2 separate regions of the Homo sapiens genome follow, and region 2 is linked to region 1. The links are chromatin contacts, found by Hi-C or POLR2A ChIA-PET in ENCODE. All regions are on one chromosome and are shown on one strand. The core of a region is the stretch at or near the end of the contact, and the rest is flanking DNA. Distances in the headings are between cores, read along the strand shown. Region 1 overlaps LOC107984635 (a long non-coding RNA gene). Region 2 has its middle 49 kb from the start of FOXN3-AS1.

Region 1 (3,611 bases), core at 409-2,908:
CTTGGCCTCCCAAAGTGCTGGGATTACAGGTGTGAGCCACCGTGCCCAGCAATTTTTGTATTTTTAGTAGAGACAGGGTTTCGCCATGTTGGCCAGGCTGGTCTCAAACTCCTGACCTCAGGTGACTCACCCCGCCTCGGCCTCCCAAAGGATTACAGGTGTGAGCCACTGTGCCCAGCCAAATGTGTCTGTTTCTATGTGAGCATTTGTAGGTAATGGTGAGGGTAGAAAGGGTGACTATGATTAGTAGCCCTTGAAAAATGCTATGCAGGCCAGGTGCTCGTTGGCTCACGCCTGTAATCCCAGGAGTTTGGGAGGTCAAGGCAGGAGAATCGCTTGAGCCCAGGAGTTTGAGACCGACCTGGGCAATATAGTGAGACCCCTCTGCCCCATCTCTAAATAAAGAAAAAGAAAATGAAGAATGCTATGCAAAACTCAAACCAAACCAATGCCACAAAACAAAACAAAAACTCCCTCCCAAAAACCCCAAAACTGTGAAGAAGAAGCCTAAGAGGTAGAGATGACCAGCAGAAAGTTACATTCTGTGATCTTGGAAATGAGATCTTGGAGAATAGCAATAGACAGGTGAGAGCAGTGGTCAAGGCGGTGGGGCTGTGCAGGCCAGAGGGACATGGGGATCTTTAAGTTTGCATTTCACTTCTGGCAAATGAGTGAGCTTCTTGAAGCCTTGGTGTCCTCATCTGTAAATGAGGATGACAGCACCTATCCTGTAAGGGTGGTGGAAAGATGGAATAAATAATGCAGGTAAAGCTCTTGGCACGGTGCCTGGCCTGCAGGAAGCTTTTGTTGTTATGCATGTTTTATAATCCTTTGGATCGCAGTCATTGGGTACTTGGTGTTCATTGTTTTGACTCCTGTTGTTCAAGCGCCTTGAATGTCCTCAAGGCAAAATTGACATCACCTTTGGTCCTTCCTAGGAAAATTAGGAGCAGGGTGGTGTTAGGGCCGTCACTGGACATTCCAGGTCTCCCACCCATAAATGGAGAGGTGGAGTCTGCCTGCAAGACACATTGCTAGGAAAAGATGGGACATTTGGCTTAGTTTCAAACCAATATTTCCTTTATACCCTTCCACAGAGAGGTGACAGGGATCCAGTTAGTGGCGAGTTGTGGAGCAGCAGAGACTGCAATGCGATGTTCTTTATGATTTTCCTATTTCTTTGGTTGGAATTGGGTTTTTACATCACATATTGTTTGATTATAAAAAAGCAACAACACAGCCGGGCGTGGTGGCTCACGCCTGTAATCCCAGCACTTTGGGAGGCCGAGGCAGGCGGATCACCTGAGGTCAGGAGTTTGAGACCAGCCTGACCAACATGGTGAAACCCCGTCTGTACTAAAAATACAAAAATTAGCTGGACGTGGTGGCGGGCGCCTGTAATCCAAGCTACTCGGGAGGCTGAGGCAGGAGAATTGCTTGAACCCAGGAGGTGGAGGTTGCAGTGAGCCAAGATTGTGCCATTGCACTCCAGCCTGGGCAACAGGAGTGAAATTCTTTCTCAAAACAACAACCACAGCACTATGCTTGTGTTGGGGCAGTGGATAATGAGAAATCTCTGTACCTCCCACTCAAGTTTGCTGTGAACCTTAAACTGCTCTAAAAAAATAAAACATATCGAAACAAAATAAAAAAACAAAAACAAACAGCTGCAAGAACTCTTGCACAGAGGGTCAAAAGAATGGCTTTTGACTAGCTACAGAAACATGGATAAAAAACATGCTGGCCAGGCGCAGTGGCCCATGCCTGTAATCCCAGCACTTTGGGAGGCCGAGGCGGGTGGATCACCTGAGGTCAGGAGTTCAAGACCGGCCTGGCCAACATGGTGAAACCCTGTCTCTACCAAAAATACAAAAATTAGCCGGGTGTGGTGGTGGGCGCCTGTCATCCCAGTTACTTGGGAGGCTAAGGCAGGAGAATCACTTGAACCCGGTTCAAGTGAAGCTGAAGAAGTTGCAGTGAGCTGAAATCACAACACTGCACTCCATCCAGCCTGGGAGAGAGAGAGAGACTCTGTCTCAAAGAAACAAGCAAACAAAAAAAAATGTGCTAAACACGTAGAGACCAACCACATTGCTGTCAGTAGGTAGTGAAGCACTTTCCTATAAATATTTCAGGACTCTTCTTTCTCTACTTAAAAAAGAAAGATTGCTTTGCATTTCAGACAACGGAAATGACTGGACAAGCCTTTAGGTCATGTGCAAGAAACTGAGAAAACCATTTTCCTTAAATGGAGATGGAGTTTGGCACAGTCTGAGGTTCAAGTTAGAGCCTGGGTCTTAATTTGCCTGCAACGCATGATTTATCATGCCTTTAGCAAGATCCCCGGCCCAAGACCATTCATTTCACCCCTACAATCTCAAGGTGTGTGCAGGGCACAATTCAGCTTTAAACTTTTCTGCTTTTACTTTTGGTTAGGCAGAACCTCCGTCTGGTGGTATTTGAATATGAGTGTTTTCTGTGGCCCTTTTCAAAGTATTCAAAGTGGTTTAAAAATACATAATGTTCAGAGATCTAAGAGCTAACGGAAGTACTTATTTGGGCCTTTTAAAAATAAAAAAATCAATTAAACAGATTTGAGACTCTTAACTCTCGCGATGTCTTCAAAATAGATACTAAGATTAAAGAAAAAAGAAGGCTTGAAAATCATAGGACTACTTATCCACCCAGTCATAATGCTTTTAGTAGTGACAGTAGTAGCAAATAGCACAGTTTATAAAAACAGAAGAGCTAAAATTCTTTATTTAATATTAAACAGGAAACCGAAAGTAGTCTGCAGCAATGTGGTGGGTTTTCAGCAACCTGCTGCTGTGTTTATCTGTGCTGAAAAAGCCTAAATGAAACATTTCTTCTTTGATTGCCTTAAGATTGTAAGTTTGAAGGAAAATCCTTCAAACTGGAATCATGACCACTGGAAGCAGGTTCTGTATGGTAAGGTTTTGAAGCAACCTGTTTCCACCAGAACCAAAGGAAATTTGGAAGCAAATCAAAAACCTCTCAAAGAGTGGAAAAAGCTTTGTACTTTTATTTTGCCTTTGTGCATTGTTGTCATTTATCCAACATGTGCATATGAATATTCTTTCTGAAGACCTGGGCTTCATTTTAAGGTCAGCCTTCAATTTCTAGAGAATATAATTTGCTGCTATTTTTAGAGCATCATGATTGCTTGTAATAACTAATGGAAAAAAACTCAGAGAAATAAATGTGTAACAGCTGTGTCTGCTTAAACTTGATTAAAGGCAGTAAAAAAAAGTAAACAGAAGAACGAATGTGACAATAGACAAGGGGGAGACAAGTATCTCTCTCATTGTGAAAACTTTTACAGGCATAACTTGTTCCACTTTGGAAGGCCAGCGATGTCTGTGTTTAAAGTTTACTTTACTGTTTGTCTTGAGTGGGATCAGTGTTGTAGTGAATAATTTATAGCCAGCATGAATGAGCTCATTAGTCACCTTTTCAGACTTTAAATGAGTTTTGTGGTTGTCATTACTCGAGCCTTCTGTTCAGCCGCGGAGCAAAATGACAGTTTGGCAGTTGTTGCTGGGGCCGCCTGTTCCCCTTCAGGTCTGTGTTGGCTTTTGTATTTCGTTGAA
Region 2 (3,776 bases), core at 406-2,905, 35 kb before region 1:
CGTTGGCCAGGCTGGTCTTGAACTCTTGACGTCAGGTGATCCGCCCGCCCCAGCCTCCCAAAGTGCTGAGATTACAGAAGTGAGTCACTGGGCCCAGCCTGTAAACCAAGTATTTTGGCTTCAGAACTTTGCTTATTGCCTGAAGTACAAAAAGCAAGTTTCAGGAAAGTGGGATCCTATTTATAAAAAAAAAAATAATCAAATTATGTAGATGCATGTATATATGTGCATGCATATATATGCTCATATTTTAATTATTATTTTTGGCAGGATCCACAAGAAAAAAGTAGGAAGGACTGGGGGCTCAGGGCAGGAGGAAAATGCCAGGAGTGCTAGCTCATGCCTGTAATCTCAGCACTTTGGGAGGCTGAGGTGGGAGGAAGGATTGAGGCCAGGAGTTTGAGACCCTCCTGAATAACATAGTGAGACCTAATCTCTACCCAAAAAAAAAAAAAAAAAAAAAAAACAAAGAAAGAAAAGAAAAGGAAGAAGAAGAATTAGCTGGGAGCTTGGTGGGCTTGGTGGCACTTACCTATAGTCTCAGCTATTTGGGAAGCTAAGGAGGGAGGACTGCTGGAGCTTGAGCCCAGGAGTTTGAGACTGCAGCTGGGCAACACAGTGAGACCCCATATGTTTAAAAAAAAAAAAAGCAAGAGGGAACAAAATGTTTTAGCTTTAATTTTCTTCCTTCCTGTGCTGTTTTGCCTTTTTTTTTTTAAAGGGCATGTTTATCACTTAAAAAAAATTTACATTTGGCTAATCCGTTTATGTCGGGGATTAGGTGGACCATTTAAATTTTCTTTTAATTTTTCGGCATTTAAAAAATATGTCATCAGTAATTGTATTTTAAAGTGAAACAGCTGGACATAACTCTCTCCAAGAGCCCCTTCCAGATTAGAAATTTCCCATGTTCCCAGCCCCTTTTCTACAACGTGTAATGAAGCCATGTTTCCTGCCCACAAGGATCTCAGAGTTACAGCAGGTGGTGGATGGCGACACGCACCCCGGGAACAGGCGAAGCTGTGGGATCACACCAGTCTCTGCTGGATGTGGGCTTGTCCTGCCGGGCCAGCCCTCACTTTCTTCCCTAGCAGAGAGCTGTGTCTGAGTCTGGGTGGAGAGCCACCGTGAGAAGGGGGTGTGATGTGCAGCTGCCTGTGCTTGGGAGTCCCGGGCAGGCTCCAGCAGGCTCCGTCCTGGATTGGATCTGAGTTCATGATTATTACCATCGCCCAACAGTGGTAGGTCCCAGCAACGAAAGCTAACGCTGCTTTTGTGTCAGGCGCTGTGATCACGTCTTTATGTGCAGACACTGTAGCTACTGTTTTTCCTCCCCATTCCATAGATGAAGATTCAGATGTTCTCCCTTTCTTCTGCCTTACTTTTTCAGTAATGAAAGCAGTGTGCCCCCACCTTGCCGTAGGCCTGAGGGGATCAGTGTGGTGACTGGAACAGTAATTGAAATGAGAAAACCCTCGAGAGAAATGTAAAACCCAAAGGGAGTGGTACAGGTCCTTGGCCAGCTGCCCCAAGTCCCATGTAATTCTCTGTGCCGTGCTAGAGGGGTGGCTTTAGTTAGGGAGGCCTTGTAGCCTGTGGTCCCTGGTGAGAGTCTGTTCACACCTCCCTTGCAGCACTTCCTGTGTTGTAACTGCTGCTGCGGGTGGTGTGCTTCACTAGGCTGTGGGCTCCTGGTGGGCAAGGTCTTGATTCATCTCTCAAATCCAAATGCCTAGAATGGGCCCTGAATTAGGACTCCAAGCACGTTTCCAACATGGACAGGGTTAGTGCTCTTGGGCAAAACAGTTATCTGAGCAGTCAAGAGGCCTTAGAAAGCAACTGGCACGAAAAACATATTCCCTGCATTTGCCGTCAATTGGAAGAGGATGCAAAAGAGGAGAAATAAGTGGAGCTTCATTTTAGTTTGTGGCAAAGTCATACTTGTCAGCAAAATGGCGGCCCCCGGGAGGTCTGGATGTATTGGTTACTCACATCTCAGTTTGCCTTAAGCGGATCAACTTGAATGCCTTAGACGACCAAGTTGTAATTTCGGAAGGCACAGATACTAATGGAAAAGAGATGAAAAGGAAGAAAATGAAGTGGAAGCTGCAGACTAGAGGCATTCAGTCGTTGCTGGAGGCTGGAATACCAGGAAGTTCCTGGAGGGGCAGCCCTGTGTTTGCTGGCTGACTCCTCCCTACCCACCTGCTCAGTGACGATCACACTGTGACTTATGTGGGGGGCAGCTGGTAGATACTTTGTGTGTGCATGTGCATAAGTGAATAAAGCTAATGAGATGGAGATGGGAATGACCCTGATATTCTGTTCAAATAATCAGCCTGTCTTAAAGGACACTGTTTTATGTAAACCTAAAAACTGGAAACAATGTTTGAATTAATTTTACAATACAATCCAGAGTGATGTCCTAGCTTACTGCATCTAGAAAGCTCTTGAGTTGAGATTTAAATGGAAAATTCCAAGTGTCTTCTCCCTCAGTCAATGATTAAGAACAAATCTTCATCAATTGGAGAGGATGTAACATAGCCTCTCAGTACCTGAAATGATAAATAGCTCAAGTTGGAGGTATTAGATCACACCTCACATTCTTTGCAACTCTGAACCCTGTGAGTTTCAGGGAGTCTCTTTTGAGTGCAGACAGTGGTACAAAACATAACCTTGTGGGACCCCCTTGAAAAGTTCTTCTGGATTGTATTAGTCCGTTCTCATGCTGCTAATAAAGACATACTCAAGCTAGGCGCGGTGGCTCACGCCTGTAATCCCAGCACTTTGGGAGGAGGGTGGATCACGAGGTCAAGAGATTGAGACCATCCTACCCAATGTGTTGAAAACCCGTCTCTACTAAAAATACAAAAATTAGCTGGGAGTGGTGGCGGGTGCCTGTAGTCCCAGCTACTTGGGAGGCTGAGGCAGGAGAATCGCTTGAACCTGGGAGGCGGAGGTTGCAGTGAGCCAAGATCGTGCGACTGCACTCCAGCCTGGCAACAGAGCAAGACTCTGTCTTCAAAACAAAACAAAACAAAAAAAAACAAAGACATGCCAGAGACTGGGTGATTTATAAAGGAAAGAGGTTTAATTGACTCACAGTTCTGCATGGCTGGGGAGGCCTCAGGAAACTTACAATCATGGCAGAAGGGGAAGCAAACACATCCTTCTTCACGTGGCGGCTGCAAGGAGAAGTCCTGAGCAAAAAGGCCCTTATAAAACCATCAGATCTCTGGAGAACTCACTCACTGTCACGAGAAAAGCAGCATGGAAGTCAGGTGCGGTGGCTCACGCCTGCAGACCCAGCACTTTGGGTGGCCAAGGTGGGCGTATCACGAGGTCAGGTGTTCGAGACCAGCTTGGCCAACATGGTGAAACTCAATCTCTACCAAAAGTACAAAAATTAGCCGGGCGTGGTGGTGGGCAGCTGTAATCCCAGCTATTCGAGAGGCTGAGGCAGGAGAATCGCTTGAGCCCCGGAGGTGGAGGTTGCAGTGAGCTGAGATCGTGCCATTGTACCCCAGCTTGGCGACAGAGCAAGACTCCGTCTCAAAAACAAAACAAAACAAAACAAAAACAGAAAAGCAGCATGGGGGTAACTGCCCCCATGATTCAATTACCTCCAACTTGGTCCCTCCCGTGACACATGGGGATTATGAGAACTGCAATTCAAGATGAGATTTGGGTGGGGACACAGCCAAACCATATCACAGATATTACTGAAAAGTTAAGCAAAAGGATAGAGCCCATTTTATAAACAAAGTTAAGGAAGC

Evidence for each region. Hi-C counts contacts between places; a loop is a spot of excess contacts on that map. ChIA-PET counts read pairs that join two places held with the same protein, here RNA polymerase II (POLR2A). Pooled maps may share reads with other maps.
Region 2: a loop to region 1 is called in a map of natural killer cell, with 4 times the contacts of the local background. The contact joins two enhancer-like sites. A Hi-C loop is called at or near these places in 6 of 168 maps with a recorded cell type or tissue (B cell, CD14-positive monocyte, CD8-positive, alpha-beta T cell and 3 more), 1 of 37 single-sample maps with no recorded cell type and 12 of 50 pooled maps. POLR2A ChIA-PET finds 5 or more read pairs at or near these places in 19 of 52 experiments (A549, B cell, CD4-positive, alpha-beta T cell and 15 more).

Annotation. Positions count from the first base shown.
Region 1 is chr14:89,429,642-89,433,252 of GRCh38, reverse strand. LOC107984635 (a long non-coding RNA gene) reads right to left here. Exons shown (of 2, transcript XR_001751025.2): 2 at 2,181-3,611. It also overlaps a transcript of FOXN3 not described here. Among named protein-coding and RNA genes, the nearest start is that of FOXN3-AS1, 14 kb to the right of the region's middle. RefSeq lists enhancers at 587-1,140, 3,550-3,611. Within about 2 kb of position 1,658, at least 2 of the 41 ENCODE cell types and tissues checked have a DNase peak (open chromatin) inside an H3K27ac peak, as active enhancers do; they include B cell and CD14-positive monocyte, where a contact is called at or near this core.
Region 2 is chr14:89,464,495-89,468,270 of GRCh38, reverse strand. It overlaps a transcript of FOXN3 not described here. Among named protein-coding and RNA genes, the nearest start is that of FOXN3-AS1, 49 kb to the right of the region's middle. RefSeq lists enhancers at 547-1,466, 1,467-2,386. Within about 2 kb of position 1,655, at least 5 of the 41 ENCODE cell types and tissues checked have a DNase peak (open chromatin) inside an H3K27ac peak, as active enhancers do; they include B cell and CD14-positive monocyte, where a contact is called at or near this core.